Regions from separate parts of the Homo sapiens genome. Here region 2 is linked to region 1. The links are chromatin loops, found by intact Hi-C in ENCODE. Cell type or tissue: lower leg skin. All regions are shown on one strand. Links, peaks and the distances in the headings refer to the core of each region. The heading gives the core; the rest is flanking DNA.

Evidence for each region. Peaks named below come from ENCODE experiments on the same cell type or tissue, not always from the same donor. Only the 100,000 strongest peaks of a DNase experiment are listed, where the experiment ranks them.
Region 2: it touches region 1 in a loop (2.5-fold over the local background); 65 of 110 quality-filtered maps call a loop at or near these places.

The regions. Positions count from the first base shown.
Region 1 is chr14:64,973,471-64,982,309 of GRCh38, forward strand. All of the region lies in intron 3 of CHURC1-FNTB (CHURC1-FNTB readthrough), which reads left to right. Among named protein-coding and RNA genes, the nearest start is that of RAB15, 5.6 kb to the left of the region's middle. RefSeq lists enhancers at 1,203-1,980, 8,053-8,554. In lower leg skin, for the core only: no CTCF peak of the experiment used is centred there; a DNase peak (open chromatin) is centred at 3,421.
Region 2 is chr14:64,818,656-64,827,989 of GRCh38, forward strand. SPTB (spectrin beta, erythrocytic) reads right to left here. Exons shown (of 36, transcript NM_001355436.2): 2 at 4,292-4,490. The coding sequence starts at 4,439. Among named protein-coding and RNA genes, the nearest start is that of MIR7855, 38 kb to the left of the region's middle. In lower leg skin, for the core only: a CTCF peak has its summit at 4,781 (motif pointing right); DNase peaks (open chromatin) are centred at 4,116, 4,256 and 4,766.

The DNA.
Region 1 (8,839 bases), core at 1,262-6,261:
TGCACTCCAGCCTGCGCAACAGAGGGAGACCTTGTCTCAAAAAAAAAAAAAAAAAAGCAATGAAAAGTATATATGTACATACCTGTTTTCAGGCTGAATATTGGATGGAGAATGTATTTTTCAATAGTAGGTCAAGGAAAGTGGTAAGCCCATTTACTTCATTTGAAAAGGTATATTTCAGGTTAAGTGTCTGAATTATAATAAGAGGGGAAAAGTTCAAGACCAGCCTGGCCAACATGGTGAAACCCCATCTCTACTAAAAATATAAAAAAATTAGCTGGGCGTGGTGGCCGGTGCCTGTAATCCCAGCTACTCGGGAGGCTGAGGCAGGAGAATTGCTTGAACCTGAGAGGCGAAGGTTGCGGTGAGCCGAGATTGCGCCATTGCACTCCAGCCTGGGCAACAAGAGCAAAACTCTGTCTCAAAAAAAAAAAAAAAAAAAAGCCGGGGGGCGAAATCCCGAGCCTGCTAGCTACTCTGATTACACAGAAAGCTAAAGGAACTGATGTAGTGGATTCCATTATTTCGAGGTGCGCGTCTCCACAGTGGGCTTACATGGGGTTTCAGGTGCATGCCAAGGGCTCTGGAGTAAGGCACACTTGGGTTCCAGTCCCAGTGTCACCACTCACCAGCTGTGCAATCTTGAGCACATTACTGAACCCCCCTGTGACTCAGTTTCCTCATCTCAAAATAGGATATTTAGAGTGACTACCTTACAGGATTGCTGGAAAGATGAAATAAGATAATGCATGGAAAGGACAGGCCGTCGCGGTAGCTCACGCCTGTAATCCCAGCACTTTGGGAGGCCGAGGCGGGCGGATCACGAGGTCAGGAGACCATCCTGGCTAACATGGTGAAACCCCGTCTCTACTAAAAATACAAAAAATTAGCCCGGCGTGGTGGCGGGCGCCTGTAGTCCCAGCTACTTGGGAGGCTGAGGCAGGAGAATGGCGTGAACCCGGGAGGCGGAGCTTGCAGTAAGCCGAGATCACGCCACTGCACTCCAGCATGGGTGACAGAGCGAGACTCCGTCAGAAAAAAGAAAAAAAAAGAAAGGACAGCATAACACTTGACCCAGCACTCAATAAAGCAGAGGTGCAGAAAACACCCTGTAATGTTTCCCCTGTGCATCCCGGGTGGTAAGAATATCCCACAGATGAATATGGCCAGGGATGTTTTCTAGGAACCGAGGCCCAACCTGCTGTGATTTTCCTCCCACGACCACCAGAGTACCGAGCGCAGATCCAACCCAGCCTGACCCCCTTTGGGCACCGCAGCTGCCTTCCCATTGATCGGCACTGTAATGGTAAATAGCTCTCTGCAGGCCTCCTCACTGGGACCTTTAGTGGCTCTCTGCTTGCTTCTGTCTGAGAAAACAGGAAAGAAAATGCAAGCTGACGTGGATTCCTCACTTCATTTTGAAAGAAATGGCTTTCCCTAGGCAAGACAGGAAAGGGAATGAGGTTTGCTGAAGGAATCCAGAGAAATAAATGTTCATACTCATAAAAAATTGAGCATATGTAGTCATACTGGACTGACCTCAAATTCAGTAGCTTACATTGCTTTAGAAAAAAAAAAAAATGGCTGGGCGCGGTGGCTAACCCCTGTAATCCCAGCACTTTGGGAGGCCGAGGTGGTCAGATCACCTGAGGTCAGGAGTTCGAGACCAGCCTGGCCAACAGGGTAAAACCCCATCTCCACTAATAATGCAAAAATTAGCTGGGCATGGTGGCGCACGCCTGTAATCCCAGCTACTCCGGAGGCTGAGGCAGGAGAATCGCTTGAACCCGGGAAGCAAAGGTTGCAGTGAGCCAAGATCCTGCCATTGCACTCCAACCTGGGCGACAAGAGTGAAACTCTGTCTCAAAAAAAAAAAAAAAAAAAAAAAAAAAAAGGAGTGTATGTAGTCATACTGGACTGACCTCAAATTCAGTAGCTTACATTGCTTTAGAAAAAAAAAAAGACCAGGCGAGGTGGTTCATGCCTGTAATCCCAGCACTTTGGGAGGCCAAGGTAGATGGATCACCTGAGGTCAGGAGTTTGAGACCAGCCTGGCCAACATGGTGAAACCCCATCTCTACTGGAAATACAAAAATTAGCCAGGCCTAGTGGTGGGCGCCTGTTATCCCAGCTACTCGGGAGGCTGAGCCAGGAGAATCGCTTGAACCCAGGAAGTGGAGGTTGCAGTGAGCCGAGATCGTGCCACTGCACTCCAGCCTGGGCGACGGAGCAAGACTCTGTCTCAAAAAAAAAAGAAAAGAAAAGGCCGGGCGCGGTGGCTCACGCCTATAATCCCAGCACTTTGAAAGGCCAAGGTGGGCAGATCACAAGGTCAGGAGTTCGAGACCAGCCTGACCAACATGGAACCCTGTCTGTACTAAAAATACAAAAATTAGCTGGGCGTGGTGGCACGTGCCTGTAATCCCAGCTACTCAGGAGGCTGAGGCAGGAGACTCACTTGAACCTGGGAGGTGGAGATTGCAGTGAGCTGAGATCACACCACTGCACTCCAGCCTGGGCAACAGAGCAAGCAAGACTGTCTCAAAAAAAAAAAAAAAAAAAAAAAAAGAGATGGGGAATAGTTTAGAAACCAAAACCCAAGCTTCAAATATTCATCCTCATCCTCATCTGTGTTCAGCCACTTTCAGAGCCATCATACAGATCTCTCTGTGTGTCTATGTGTGTGTGTGTCTATATGTCTGTGTGTGTGTTTTGTGAGATGGAGGACCTAAGATTTTGGGACAATGTTAGCAAAAGAATCATATAGATGGCCAGGCGCGGTAGCTCATGCCAGCACTTTGGGAAGCCAAGGTGGGTGGCTTACCTGAGGTCAGGAGTCCAAGAACAGCCTGGCCAACATGGCAAAACTCCATCTCTACTAAAGATACAAAAATTCGCCAGCATGGTGGCGCACGCCTGTAATCCCAGCTACTCCGGAGGCTGAGGCAGGAGAATCCCTTGAACCCAGGAAGCAGAGGTTGTAGTGAGCTGAGATTGCACCACTGCACTCCAGCCTGGGCGACAGAATGAGATTCTGTCTCAAAAAAAAATAAAAAAAAAAAACATATAGACTAGTGGAGACAACAAAGTTCACTTTAACCCGGTCTTTGTAAATGAAATACCTAAATTCCATCCCCTTACCTCAGTCACTCAGTGGAACATTTTGGCATCCTCCCCATTTGTGGTCAACTTGGACTGGGGCACATTTCAGTAGAACTGGGAGACATCTGAGGAATGGTTGCTGAACATCTTTTCCACTAGAATCCTCCTAGAATCAGTCTCTCAATTATGTGATACTGATTCTTCAACCAGGGAGACAAGTGCCTGCCCCCATCCACCCCATCCCCACCCCAGCCACACTGAGCATGCACCCAAAGGCACCACTGTGGGACCTGCCATAGCAACAGCTGAACAGCTGGAGAGTTGCACCAATAGGCAGTCCATCACCAAGACTCAACGCGGCTGGACCATGGGGCTCCCCGTTAGTGAAACACCCGCCTCTTCTAGACTTACCCTGTGTTTCCTACTCTGGGGGACTGTTAGTGATGTGCCCGCGGTGCAGAAGGATTTCCTCCTTACCTCGTGATTGAAAGAAACAGGACACATCCCCTCTACCACGGTCTCAGTACTGTCCTCCATTCACATGCTTTTTCTTTGTTTTCCCCTGACTAAATAGAGAATGGAGGAAAGATACTCAAATGACAAGGAAAGAGGGGAGGAGGCAAATTATCAGAGACACGTGCATTTGAGGGCTGGGAACCACAGGAAACAATTCTGATGGTAATTGATGTTGACACAAAATGACCCACAGTACCATTTCAGGTTGTCCTTAGTGTCCTGGCCACCACCTTCATGACTGCATCAGTTTTCTAGGGATGCCATAACAAAGTACCAGAGACTGGGTGGCTTAAACAACAGGAATTTGGCTGGGCGTGGTGGCTCACGCCTGTAATCCCAGCACTTAGGGAGCCCAAGGCGGGCAGGTCATGAGGTCAAGAGTTCGAGACCAGCCTGGCCAACATGGTGAAACCCCGTCTCTACTAAAAATACAAAAATTAGCCAGGCATGGTGGCCCATGCCTGTAATCCCAGCTACTTGGAAGGATGAGACAGGAGAATCGCTTGAGCCCAGGAGGCGGAGGTTGCAGTGAGCCAAGATCACGCCATTGCACTCCAGCCTGGGCAACAGAACAAGACTCCGTCTTAAAACAAACAAACAAACAAAAACACACACAAAAACACCAGGAATTTATTTCCCACAATTGTGGCAGTCAGAAGTATGAGATGAAGGTGTCAGCAGGGTTGGTTTCTCATGAGGGATCTCCTTGGCTGTAGATGGCTGTCTTCACGTTCACATGGTGTTCCACCTGTGCCTATCAATGTCCTAATCTCTTTTTTTTTTTTTTTGAGACGGAGTCTCACTCTGTCACCCAGGCTGGAGTGCAGTGGTGCGATCTCAGCTCACTGCAAGTTCCGCCTCTCGGGTTCACACCATTCTCCTGCCTCAGCCTCCTGAGTAGCTGGAACTACAGGCGTCCGCCACCATGTCCGGCTAATTTTTTTGTATTTTTAGTAGAGACGGGGTTTCACCCTGTTAGCCAGGATGGTCTCGATCTCCTGACCTTGTGATCCGCCCGCCTCAGCCTCCCAAAGTGCTGGGATTACAGGCGTGAGCCACCGCGCCCGGCCGACATTGTTCTTTATAAGATCTGCCTTGCAGGAAGGATCAGAGAGAGTGCCTGCCAACCAAAGACAAAGAGACGCCATACCCCAGGTCTCTCACATATCAGGACTTATAGGGTCTCCTTTTTTACCTAACTATACACTTAAGACCCCTCTAAGACTGCCTTGTAGACAGCAGGGGAAGAAGGGCTCTGTCAACAGGACAGGGGAGAGTTGACCCTGTAGTTCTAAATTAGCAGACTTGAAAAAGATTGTTTGAAAGGAGTAGTAATAATATACATTGGAAAGATGTCACTAAATCTGTCCAGAAAATTATTTTGAATCTACAAAGGGATACCGTTTGTCCAGTGGAGTGAAACACTGAAAGAGACCTCTTTGTTAATTGAGGTTTTTAACTTCTAGAACATGTGGCATGACGTTCTTTTGATTATGGAGTGTAGGGGTGGGTTGCCCCTACACACCTGTGGGTGTTTCTCGTAAGGTGGGACGAGAGATTTGGAAAAGAAAAAGACACAGAGACAAAGTATAGAGAAAGAAATAAGGGGACCCGGGGAACCAGCGTTCAGCATATGGAGGATCCCGCCAGCCTCTGAGTTCCCTTAGTATTTATTGATCATCTGTGGGTGTTTCTCGAAGAGGGGGATGTGTCAGGGTCACAAGACAATTGTGGGGAGAGGGTCAGCAGACAAACACGTGAACAAAGGTCTTTGCATCATAGACAATGTAAAGGATTAAGTGCTGTGCTTTTAGATATGCATACACATAAATATCTCAATGCTTTACAAAGCAGTATTGCTGCCCGCAGGTCCCACCTCCAGCCCTAAGGCGGTTTTTCCCTATCTCAGTAGATGGAGCATACAATCGGGTTTTATACCGAGACATTCCATTGCCCAGGGACAGGCAGGAGACAGATGCCTTCCTCTTGTCTCAACTGCAAGAGGCATTCCTTCCTCTTTTACTAATCCTCCTCAGCACAGACCCTTTACGGGTGTCGGGCTGGGGGACGGTCAGGTCTTTCCCTTCCCACGAGGCCATATTTCAGACTATCACATGGGGAGAAACCTTGGACAATACCTGGCTTTCCTATGCAGAGGTCCCTGCGGCCTTCCGCAGTGTTTGTGTCCCTGGGTACTTGAGATTAGGGAGTGGTGATGACTCTTAAGGAGCATGCTGCCTTCAAGCATCTGTTTAACAAAGCACATCTTGCACCACCCTTAATCCATTTAACTCTGAGTTGACACAGCACATGTTTCAGAGAGCACGGGGTTGGGGGTAAGGTTATAGATTAACAGAATCTCAAGGCAGAAGAATTTTTCTTAGTACATAACAAAATGGAGTCTCCTATGTCTACTTATTTCTACACAGACACAGTAACAATCTGATCTCTCTTGCTTTTCCGCACAATGGAGGGCTACCCCAGGCATTGACTTTCACCTGGCAGAGAGGGGAAGCGAGCAAATAGAGGATCGCATGAAAGGTTTTAAAGGGTCAGGTCTAGGTGTAGTGGATATCACATCTTCCACTTTTTATTGGCCAGCACCCACTCACAAGCCTCTGCCTAAATGCAAAGGAGACTGCTGAGCAGCCACTTCCCAGCTGCAACTCTCCCTGTGGAAGGGGAGCCAGTCTCTGGTGGACAGCTCATGTTTCTACCACATACAAAGAAGCTTCAAAGTGGCTCCAACCCTAGCTGTGAGTCAGCATCACTTGTGGAGCTTTGACAAAATGCATGTGCCTGGGCCCCAGCCCCACAGATTCTGATTTAGTTGGTTGGGCTGGTGCCTGGGAGAATCTGGATTTTCGAAGGCTCCACCAATGATCCCAGTGCACAGCCAGGCTTGAGAGTCACTGGTATGCCTTACAGTGTACACCTCTGGCATTGCCTCTCAACAGTTTAAAAAAAACTTTTTTTTTTTTTTAGACAGACTCTTGCTCTGTCACCAGGCTGGAGTGCAGTGGTGTGATTTTGGCTCACTGCAACCTCCACCTCCCAGGTGCAAGTGATTCTCCTGCCTCAGCCTCCGGAGTAGCTGGGACTACAGGAGCACACCAACATGCCCAGCTAATTTTTGTATTTTTAGTAGAGACAGGGTTTCACCATGTTAGCCAGGATAGTCTCGATCTCTTGACCTCGTGATCCACCCGCCTCGGCCTCCCAAAGTGCTGGGATTACAGGCATGCGCCACCACACCCAGCCAAATAAAAAATCATTTCTTAGAGTTTTCAAGGTGAACAATGTTGTTTAGTTGGCTTCCATTTTGTATCTGCTGGTAAAATATTCACCATGATAAACCCAAAACAGGACTGTGAGTCAATACTTTTGCACAGGTTTTCAGTAATAGAGTATATGTAATGATTAATAATATATAATGTAATTTATTTCATATCAACATACAACACAATAAAATAATGCAGCCATGTAGTATTGATGATTTATTGATTTCTGAGAAGCTCACAGCTGTTCTTTGTGCCATGAAATCATTGTACTGCATTTAGAAAGCTATTCTTTTGTTTTTTATGATTGGAAACATTTTATATTCCATTTTGTGTAATACAGAACATTTTAAAATACATTTCACAATTTCTAAATTTCGATATAATTATTAAAAAATGATTACTTCAGACTAGTCTCTTACAAATGTTACTAAACACAAATATTATACATAAAAGGCCATCTTCATTAAATAGATTAGAATGAATTACTCCTTCAGCTACATTCCCACTGTAAGAGAATACATTCTTGGGGAATATATTCTGTGTATATGTATTATGTCTTATTTTATGTTTTTATCATTTATATATATTTTTCATTTTTAATCTTTTCTACTTAATAGATTTATTTATATTTATACTTTTATTTTATACTCATTTTTATTTACATGGTCTCTGTAGTTATTAGATAGTGAGCTCTTGAAAGATAAGGCTAGTATTATGTTCATTGTCATTATCATCTACAATTATGTTACACAAACAAGCACTCAAATGTTCATTACAATGACTGGAAATCATTTGAACCATTTAACTTATTCAGTGTCTATTATGTCAGGGAGTACAGCAATGAATAAAACAGACCAAAAAAAAAAAAAAAATCCCTGCCCCATAAAGCTTACATTTTGGTGGAGAAAGACAGATAGTAAACAAATCAATACACAAAATATAAAGTCTCTGATCTAGTGATGAGAAAAATAAAGCAGGGGAGTGAGATTAAGCTATTACCAAAGGGGGTGGCACTCCCATTTTACATGGGGAGGAAGGAAAGATCTCAAGAAAAGGGAAATTGGGGTTAGATTAAAGAATTTGGGCCAGGCATGGTGGCTCATGCCTGTAATCCCAGCACTTTGGGAGGCTGATGTGGGAGGACTGCTTGATTCTAGCAGTTCGAGACCAGCGCGGGGAACACAGGAAGACCTCATCACTATAAAAATTTTTAGAAAAAATAAATTATAAAAAAAAGAAAAAGAAAAAAAGAATTTGAGTAAAAACTATAAGAAGGGAGGGCAATCCGTGTCTATGTCTGGGGCGGAGCTCTGCAGGGAGAGGCAACACAAGCATCAGTGCTCTGAGGCTGCAGCAGGAGAGGTGTACACAGAACAGCAGGGAGGCCAGTGTCAAGGCAGTGAGCAAGCTGGAGAGTGCAAGGGAAGGGGCCAGAGAGGTGAATGGGGTTCTCTAGGCCACCTTGACTTTGAGATGAGAAGAGAGCTTTGAGTGAAGGGGTGGCTTTGCTTACATTTTTAAAAGTTCAGTCTGGCTTTTTCATTTTGTCTTGGATCTTTGAGGCTGCTAGAACAGAATCCCATACACTGGGTACCTTGTCAACAACAGAAATAAAGTCCAACATCAAGGCACCTGCAGATTCGGTGTCTGGTGAGGGCCTGCTTCCTGGCTCATAGGTGATGCCTTCTCTATGTGTCCTTATATGGCAGAAGGAGTGAGGGAGCTCTGTGGGGTCTCTTTTATAAGGACATGAATCCCATTTATGGCAGCTCGGCCCTCATGACCCAAACACCTACCAAAGGCTCCACCTTCAAACACCTTCATATTGGGGATTAGGTTTCAACATATGACTACTGGGGGCACCTAAACATTCAGTCTATAGCAAGTTTGTATTAGGGTACAGGGGGACAAGAGTGAAAAGAGGGAGAACAGTTAAGAGA
Region 2 (9,334 bases), core at 1,850-6,849, 150 kb before region 1:
AAGTTCCCTGCAGCCTGCAGTGTTTCATTCTTCATCCAGACGGCCACAAATGCTCATCTGGCAGCTCCCAGTATGAAAAGGGGAAGGAGAAGAAATGGGGCTGTGTGACAATTAGGGGGACTCTAGGAGATGGGGGGAGCCTTTCTATTGAAACATGAAGGCTGGAACCTTTTGGAAGGATAGGAACTTGGGCTTTTCAGCTGCTGCTCTTCCTGTAATCCCTGAAAACAGGTCCAGAAAGTAGGAAGGTGCCAGAGGCAGTCATCAAAAGAGAGAAGCATGGTCTCCAGTCCAGGAAGAAGCCTCAGGGCTACCTGCTACTTAACCTCATGACAGGCGGCCAGCTTAGAGACTGATGTTAAAACGCTAAAATCTGCTCAGGGATCTACAGGGCAAATATTCCTGCTGGGATCCCAGCCCTCCCCTTGGCATTGCCAAGGTCAAATCCACCCCCTTACAGGAGCCTTCTGCAACATTTTCCTACCCTTCTTCCTTTTCACTTTAGTTAGGCTGACTCCCAGTTTCATAAAGAAAGTCATTCATTCTGGAGAGAGGTCAGGTTTTTATGTACTAGGACAGATGAGCCAGATGGCTTGTTTCTTTAGGTCCAGGAAGGAAGACCTGGGAGTGGTATGAAAGGCAGAACAGGGAGTATTTCCTTTGGAGTTGAGAGGAATTTTACTTAAGAAGCAGAAAAGATCACATCCAGTCACCCCAATTCAGGTCTTCCAACCATAGGTCATTAAATGGAGATGGACCTAGAGAAACTGTCTCATCTGGAAAAGCATTTGACAAGACCCATCATCCTTACGTTTCTTGGGCCTCCCATGTCACCCAGCCAGATGGCGGAGACACAGCCAGGGTCGTGGACTGGATAGTCTTATGGAGAGAGAGAGACCTGCATGGCATGGGGCTTCATCTCATGGGCATCAGGTCTGGGGGAAGGGGAAAGAGCCCAGAGCTCCAAGCACAAACATTAGCCTGGTTTCCTTGGTCCCTGGCTTTTCCTTCCAACTCAGAACTTCCAAGGCAAAGGAGGGTGGGGGTTAAGAAGGAAGAAACAGGTCCTGGAACAGGCCAAGGTACAACAGGCAAGGAAAAAGACCAAGCTCATGATCTTGAATGTCTGAAGTTGGGAAAAGAGAAAGGACAGAAAACACCGATGGGAAATTTTCTTAGTACTAACATTATCTAACATTCACCTAGCATTTTATTATAAATAAAAACTTCCGTAAACTTTATCTTATTTGCTCTTCACAACAACCTTGAGAAAATACTATCATCCCCATTTTATAAAAATGGAAAAGGAGTCAGTGATCCTCCACTGCGGTGGCATTAGAGGCAGAATCAGGACTTGAATCTGGATCTTGTGACATGTTCCTCCTCACCCCAGGACCTTCAGTTTCAGAAGAAGACGCCAGGCCAGTCTCCCCAACCTTGCCACATATACCTATGAAGTAGATCACTGCTATCTTATAAGCAACTCAGGGCTGAATCCCCTCCTTGCCTTAATATTCCTGTGAGTGGGAGAGTGGCTGAGAGCTCCTTCTCCCTAATGTTTCTTTTGAAAGACACCCCTGCCTAGGCTGCTAAGGTGGCCCCAACAACAGTACTGAAGGGAAAAAAAGTCAAGACGTTGAGACTAGGAAGGCTGACATGCTCCCTTTCTCCATTCTGCCTACCCAGCAGAATGGGCACATCTGGCCACCCTATTTAGACCTTTCCAAAGCTTTAGCTCAAGCCCAGGTCACTTAGAGTGGACTCTCAGGAGAAGGAAGCCAGTAAACCACTTAGGTTGTTTGTTCTTGAAAATCTTGAAAGGACCTCAAACTTGCATATTTACTTGTTGGCCAGATGTTCTGAATAGTTAAGGCCCAGGCATACAATTCTATGCTCTGTGGCTTTTCCTCTCCCTGGGGGGCATTCAGATTCTCTGGTAAGTCAGATGCATGCTCCTGGTGAGGAGGAGGCTCAACTAGGCACAGCCAAGGTCAGCAAAGGCTCTTTCCTGATCAACCTAGGACTGACCACTAAACACAGAGTCTTGCTCTGTCACCCAGGTTGGAGTGCAGTGGCGTGATCTTGGGTCACTGCAACCTCCGCCTCCCGGGTTCAAGCAATTCTCGTGCCTCAGCTTCTTGAGTAGCTGGGATTACAGGCATGCACCACCACGCCCAGCTATTTCTTTTTTTTTTGGATTTTAGTAGAGATGGAGTTTCGCCCTCTTGGCCAGGCTGGTCTTGAACTCCTGGTCTCAAGCCATACACTTACCTCAGGATCCCAAAGTGCTGGGATTATAGGCATGAGCTACCACGCCCGGCTTTGTGCTCGGCTCATTAACCTGTCTCCACCAACTTCCCAAGCAGCTCATCAGACGTGGTGACAACACACACAGGCCAACTGGAGAAACCCGGGGCCCTTCTGCCTGCCAGAATCACACACACCCTTCAATTCCCAGCTCAAAGGCTGCCTCCTCCATGAACTGTTCCCCGATTTTCCTTGCATCTCTTCCTTGGCTCTCTCATTGCTGTTTAATTTATGTGCCCATCCTACAGTTCTTCTCTAATTCCACTCATGCTAATTAATTGTGAACATAGTTCATTTTTCCCTAATAGATTTTGAACTCCTGAGAGACAGACACTATACTGAATTCATCTCTGTGGTTCCCCTCTCCCCTTTCATGGTTGGCCAGGGGTTTAGCTTTAAACATAGTAGGAGTACAACAAGCAACTGTTAAAATAGAATTTACCTTGGTTTCTTAAAAAAGATAAAAGAATCTCTGCACAAAGGCCAGTCCCCACTCTTACCTTGCTTTGGCAAATCTTACGGAATATGGTACCCCTCTCCCTCCACCTGGATCGCCAGGGTCATTGCAGCTAGATCCAGCCAGCACAGAGATATAAGAAGGTAAAACCAGACTGACGACAAAGCCAATGGTTCCAAGTTTGGTTGGCTTAAATTAACATACACAAAAGCAATGGGTCACCGTTATGGTCCGTCCCCAAGGGAAACCAAGGGAGAATTTTGTGGGGTCAAGGAGGGTGAGAAGGAGATAAAGAAAGAAGAAAGAGAGTTTCCTGTAAAGAGCAAGGACACCAGGGGTAATGACTGAGACCCAAGTGGATTCCTTGTCATGACAAGGGAGATGAGACACCGCAGCATTCCTTTCCCGGCATGAGAAGCCCAGACACTCCCAAGATGTGAGGTCATTATGGTCCCAGAGGGGTCCAGGGCCCTGCTCAGGCTTCAAGGTCTGCCAGGGACTGTGGTATCTGGGAGCTGAGTACAGGGAGGGAGTGGGGAAGAGGATTACTACAACCTTCAATTTGGGCCATAAGGTATGGGGGCAGCGGGAGAATCACTCCAGAAAGTGTTTATGGGGAAGGTTGTACTCTTCTTAGGAGGTGGAAGACGGCAACAGTCAATGATAGGGAAACAGGTCCAGTGTGGGCTGCTGACTGGTGGATCAGGTGAAGGAACCCACCTTCCACACATACACACACAACCCCATGTAACTCAAACTTTCTTATTGGCCGAAGACTTAAGGTCGGAATATACTTACCCTGGGTCAAGTTCAGGGAGGCAATAGTCACAGGAGTTGGGGAAAAAAAAAAAATCCCAAGAATCAGATATCAGCCAACAGGGGGAGGAGAAGTCATTTCTACTAGAGATTTAAGATATTCTCCACCCCCACCTTCTCTCTCTCTCTCTCTCTCTCTCACACACACACACACACACACACACACAGAGAGATCTATTATGAACCTGCTAAGCAAAAATCTAATTCCAGTTTAAGGATGAAAGGTTTCATCAAGAAAATCCTTCCTGAGGCAGTGGGGAGGATGTTATCTGTTCTCGATTTCCTATCCAATCACTCCTTTTGGGACTACAGAGAGGACTATGGTAATTCCTCTCTCTAGGCCCAGGCAGGAAATCGGGGTTAACCAGGAGGCCCTGTGAACCTGCGCCCGGCTGTCCAGCCCTCAGACACTGCTTTGCCCAGACTCTCGTACTTCTCACTTGGCCGCAGGTCACTCAGGACAGAGGCAGAGGGCAGGCCCCACCTGGTCCCAGCTCCAGCACCTCCTTGCTTCTCAGAGGCCTTGGGGGCAGAGGCTGCCTGAGCTCCCTCCCAAGGGGACCCCCACCTCCCTGAGCCCGACAAACACGTCTCCATCACTGCCATGCCAGGGCTCACCCAACACACACAGAGGATTCACACTAGGTGGGGAGGGCTGTGAACCTTGTGACTGTGAGAATGCCCTCCAACCCTTGTGGCCCCAAACAGTACCTGCCAAGGCCTTTATCCGGGACCTCTCAAAGAGCCTGGCTGAGCTGTTGTCATTATCCAGCTCGTCGTCTGGGGCGTCCCAGCGGGCATTGATCCTGCTGTAAGGTGGCTGGTTGCCCACATTTTCAAACTCTGTGGCCGATGTCATGTCAGCAGGCTCTTAGCAGCTCCGCCTGCCTCAGTCTTCATGGAAGGATCCCTGGGGGACAGCAACACAGTCAGAGGGTTATCTCTCTACCCCCTCGGACTTTTTCTCCGGGGAAACTTATTCGGAGCATCCAACGTGAGTAGATCCTGACAGAAGCAGAACGCCATGTCATCTGCCTGGGCGTGCTTCCTACCAGGGTCTCTGGGTCGTTTGTTATAAAATATTGCAGCAGCAGCAGCAGCAACAGTACCGGCAGCAGTGGCAGGGATGGAGAGCTGCACGTAGCAAGGGTCAGGACGGCCAGCAGGTGGAGACGTCAGTCGCAGCCAGCTGCTTCCTCCAGACCAGCCGCCCCGCCGCGGGGAGCACCCCGGGAGAGAGGAAGCTCTCCTGGGAGCCAGAGGCAGCAGGGCACAAGCTGGGGAAAGCAACCCTCACCCTGAGGACTAGGCCAGGACCTAACCTGGTGGGGGAGATGGGGACAGGCCAGGGGAAGGGAGAGGCTGGAAACAGGCTGAGTCTGACCCATATGGGAACCATGGGGAGAGATGGATGAGAGAGTTAAGCCGCCACTGACGCCACCAGCCCGGGGCAGCTGCACTGGGGGGACTTCACTCCTCCCGGAGGCTTTCTGAGAGCCCTCTGAGTTCCTTCCCAGCAGTTGGTATTCAGAAAGCTGACCTCGCATTTTAGGGCTTCTTTGGAGCATGACCAGGTGCTCAGATGAGGTCTCCTGTTGAATTCCAGGACAGACTGAGCAACCCAAAGGAGCCTGCTGTCCCATCAAGCACGTGGCAGTCGGGGCATCCCATGGACAATGGAACCGTGCATTGTGAGTCCATGTGATGAACCAGCGCATCAGGAGCACTGGGTCCTCCCTCACCCGTCATCAGTCATTCCTACTCACTCATTCATTCATTTACAGTTAATTCAAATATGTACCAAGCTCCAACTAGGTGGCAGGCACTGTACTAGGCAGGGGCAAGTAAGACAGGAAAGTCATGTCCTCACAGAGCTTGGAATCTGGTGGCAGAGACACACAATTAAACAAGCAACTACAAGAAGGTGTGATGTGTGTCATGGCTGGCTTAGGTGGGGACTCGGCGGGGACTGGTATCAGGGAGGGGAAGTTGAAGCTTATTCCTAAAGGAAGCTTGGAGGTACCCATGAAGGGACAGGTGGGAAAGGACAAGAGTCCAAGCAAAGGGAATAAAGAGTAGGTGTAAAGTCCTGAAGGTAAGAAAGAACACAGAAAGCTTTGAGAACTTTAAGAAGTAACGGGAAGGCAGGGGTGGAGTCAGGGGAGAAAAGTGAGGAGGGGGCCAGGGGAGCCAGGCTTGGTCTTCAATGCCCTGGACCCTAGGAAAACTATTAGCTTTCTTCATCTGTACCTGACATTTGGTCCTCTTTCTAGGGATCTTAAGGGACTCCAAGATCAAGTCTGTAAGAGAATAGGGGACCCAGAGCCTTCACAACCAAGAGAGCAAAGCGGGAGGCAGGGAGGCTGTGAGGCAGACCTGTGATGGGGGTTGACAGCCAGTGAGCTGTGAGGGAGACCACTCCCTCTGTGGGTGTGTGCACCCACGGCACACACACAGGCTCATATCTGACACACTGACACACACCAGCACACACATGCACATCCACCAGGCACATGATCACGGAGGCACTGAAGCACATTCACCAGCCCAAGTGTGAGATGGCAGCAGGGCTACAGCCTTATTTTTCAGATACAGACTCACTTCAGACTGCATTTTCCCCAACCTGATGAATCCATCCCACCACATCCTTGTGAGGTAAGATAGGAGCCAGGATTACCCACCCTAATTGCCTTGGGAGAAAAACCAAGGCCTGCTGCAGGAGGAGGCCTCCCCAGGGTCATCCGGTGGAATGACTGCGGCTGGGACCAAAGGCCAAACTGGAGCGCAGTTTATCCCCCTTGACCAGACGGGTTTCAGGAGGGCAGGTGGGGAAAGGACTGGAGCACAGTTTATCCCCCTTGATCGGACAGGTTTCAGGAGGGCAGCTGGGGAAAGGACTGGAGCACAGTTTGTTCCCCTCAATCAGAAGGGTTTCAGGAGGGCAGGTGGGGAAAGGACATGGTGCATGGGGACAGAGGGCATTTCCCAGCCAGGGCTTAGCAAAAGTGTTTGCCACTCAAGAGAAGGGAAGGTGCAAGGTGGGAAAACCAGTCATCATCCCGAACACAGGATGCCCCATGATGCCAGACCTGTGCCCAAGACCACCCTTGTGCCTTTGAACAGCCTGTCCTCTTCTGCAGATGGACTTGCTGCTTCCAGGACTGAGATTTCGCACCCAACTGGCTGGGCAACGATAGCCGGGAAAGATACCCCCCACCCCCGGCCCCACACCTTTCTCTATTTCCCTTAAGGGAAACTACCACTGACTTGGTCTCTGAGCCAGAGAGGGACTGACAGGCTGACCACCTCCTGCAGGGCCACAAGCCTGTCCAGCAGCCCCTGAGAAGGGCTGAGCTGCCAGACGCAGGAGGTGAGGTGAGATCAGACCCTGAGTGCAGGAAGTAACCGGACCCTGGCTCTCCTGATTCGTCCTGGGCTATTTTTAAGAGTGGCTGAGAGAGGCCTGGGCCGTGGGGCTGGAGAGTGAGATTACCTTTGCCATGGCTCCGTAAATAAGTCTGCCCCAGAAAGATGAGCCTGAGCAGGCCGACCAGCAGGCCCAGCGTTCAAGACAAGATTGATGGCCCCGGGTGCAGAAGAGCAGCGGCTCGACAGCAATTCATCCTGCTTAAAAATGCCATCCCTCCTGTGGCCATGGCTCAGAGAAGGCAGCAGCCGGGCAGCAGCTCTGCCAGGAATGGGAAGAGATGTATATGTGTGTCTAAATATACAGCTGGAGGGTTTTTGTTTTTGTTTTTGTTTTGGAAAGAGTCAGGTCCCTGAAAACAAACACCAAGGAAAGATGATTCAGAAATGAAAGTGAGGCCCCTTTCCTTGTGCCCTCTTCCCCTGCCATGCCCACCCCAGGCCCTGCCCAGATGGCATTCCATCAGAGTCAAGGGGGTCATGGGATGGGCCAGTGCATGCAGGAAGGGAAGCTCTCGGAGAATCAGGTGTAAGAGGCAGGAAGGAAATAAATAAGAGAACAGGAAAGCTACAGATAGTTAACAAAAAGCAAACACGAAGATATGCCTGTCCAAAACCAGATTTAACCCATTCTCGGCGTCACCATGTCTCTTTCCATACTGTTACAACGGCCCTTCAAAGGCCTGGCTATAAAGAGATGACCATGACTGAAAAAAACAGCATATGTTGGGGCTCATGGTGGGGACACCTAATTGAATGGGGAGTCATGGAAATGACATTTAAGTTGCTACCTGGGAGGAACTTAGAGATGAGATGATCTGGTCTCATTTTCAAAGATATAAGTCATCTGCACATCTAGAGTGGCCTTCCATGAGTCACGGAGGACCGCAAATACATGGCTAAAATTAGATCTTAAATTGCACTTCAGGCCCATCAGTAAACCCAGGAAAAAAGGCATAAGTACTTCCTTGTCCATTCATTCCCTGGCTTACCCACAAGTCCCCCAAAATTCCTTCTCTGAACCCACCTGACCCTCGTCAAAGTGTAGGTGGGTCTTCTCTGGTCTCCGTGACTCTGTGCCCAGAGAGGTCCACCTGCCCCATCCATCCATCCACCTGCCCGTCTAGCAGCTCTAAATGCACAGTCCAGAGTCATCCTTACCTGCCTTCTGCCACCACCGACCCCAGGCTATATTTTGAGTAGGATGGGACCTGAGAAGGCTTGCCCACAGCTCAGCACTGAAAACCTCATGGGATCACACAGAGGACTCAGCTCACAGAAGGAACATGTACTTATTAATGCATTTCACAATACCACTGATGCAACCCACAGCTCCAACCTTCACATCCGCCTTTGAGGTCCGATGCTAGGCTCAGAGCCTCAACCTCATGTGCTATGTCCAGTTACTCCCTGGGTTGGTTAAGAACTGAGAAAGCAGTGGTAGCAGCTCCTCTCCCAGCCTGCAGGGTGCTGACGGAGCCCAAGCTAGGACCCATGTCAGCCCTCGCCGAAGCCCCGAGCAGAAGAGGCAGCTGTTCTCTTTTCTCCATCCTCTAGTCCCCCAACAAAGTAAACAGCATCCTCTCCTCTTCCCTGGGTCATACAAAAGTGAGAAGCAACAAAGCACAAAGATCTACTTCCGAAGTGGGAAACCGGGGGAATACAGGGCAACGCAGGGCTGAGGAGCAGGCTGTTGAAATAGCAAGGACACTGTCTTTCTTAAACAGTATTGCTCCTTCCACTGTATTGTTATCTTCTCTCTAGCTGTAAGGTTTGACCCCCTCACCTGTTTTCTAGTTTGTCCTGCCCCTTTATGCTACCTCAAACCTGCTTTTAACAATTTGGTATTGTGGCAACCCGGTCAGGAGATTAAATCCTGAAGTTTCTCTGGTAATTTTTCTGTCAATCCATCACCAAAAAAGGAACATCCTTCCTCTCCCTCTGATCATAATCGCATTGCACATTCACAGGTACCTTAAAGAATAGTCAAATACACAAAAACACATGTGCACACACTCACTAGAATGAGAAGCAATAAGACGTGCAGTGCAGAATACTTACTCTAAATCTATCTGCAGCCCTAACCTCCTCCCTACTCTCAAGCTCTAGTCTGGCACCTCCATCTGCCTACCAGACATTTCCACCTAGAAATTACAGCTCAGTCTCAATATGGCTAAGACTGAGCATGGGGCTACCAGGACAGCAGAACCAGGGAGTTTCAGTACCATGGGGTAACGATGTGGCCCAGATAAGCATGCCACCTATGGGTGACCTTTCCAGTCGATGGACACCACCAGCAGTTCCTGGACAAGCCACTTCCCCTCCCCA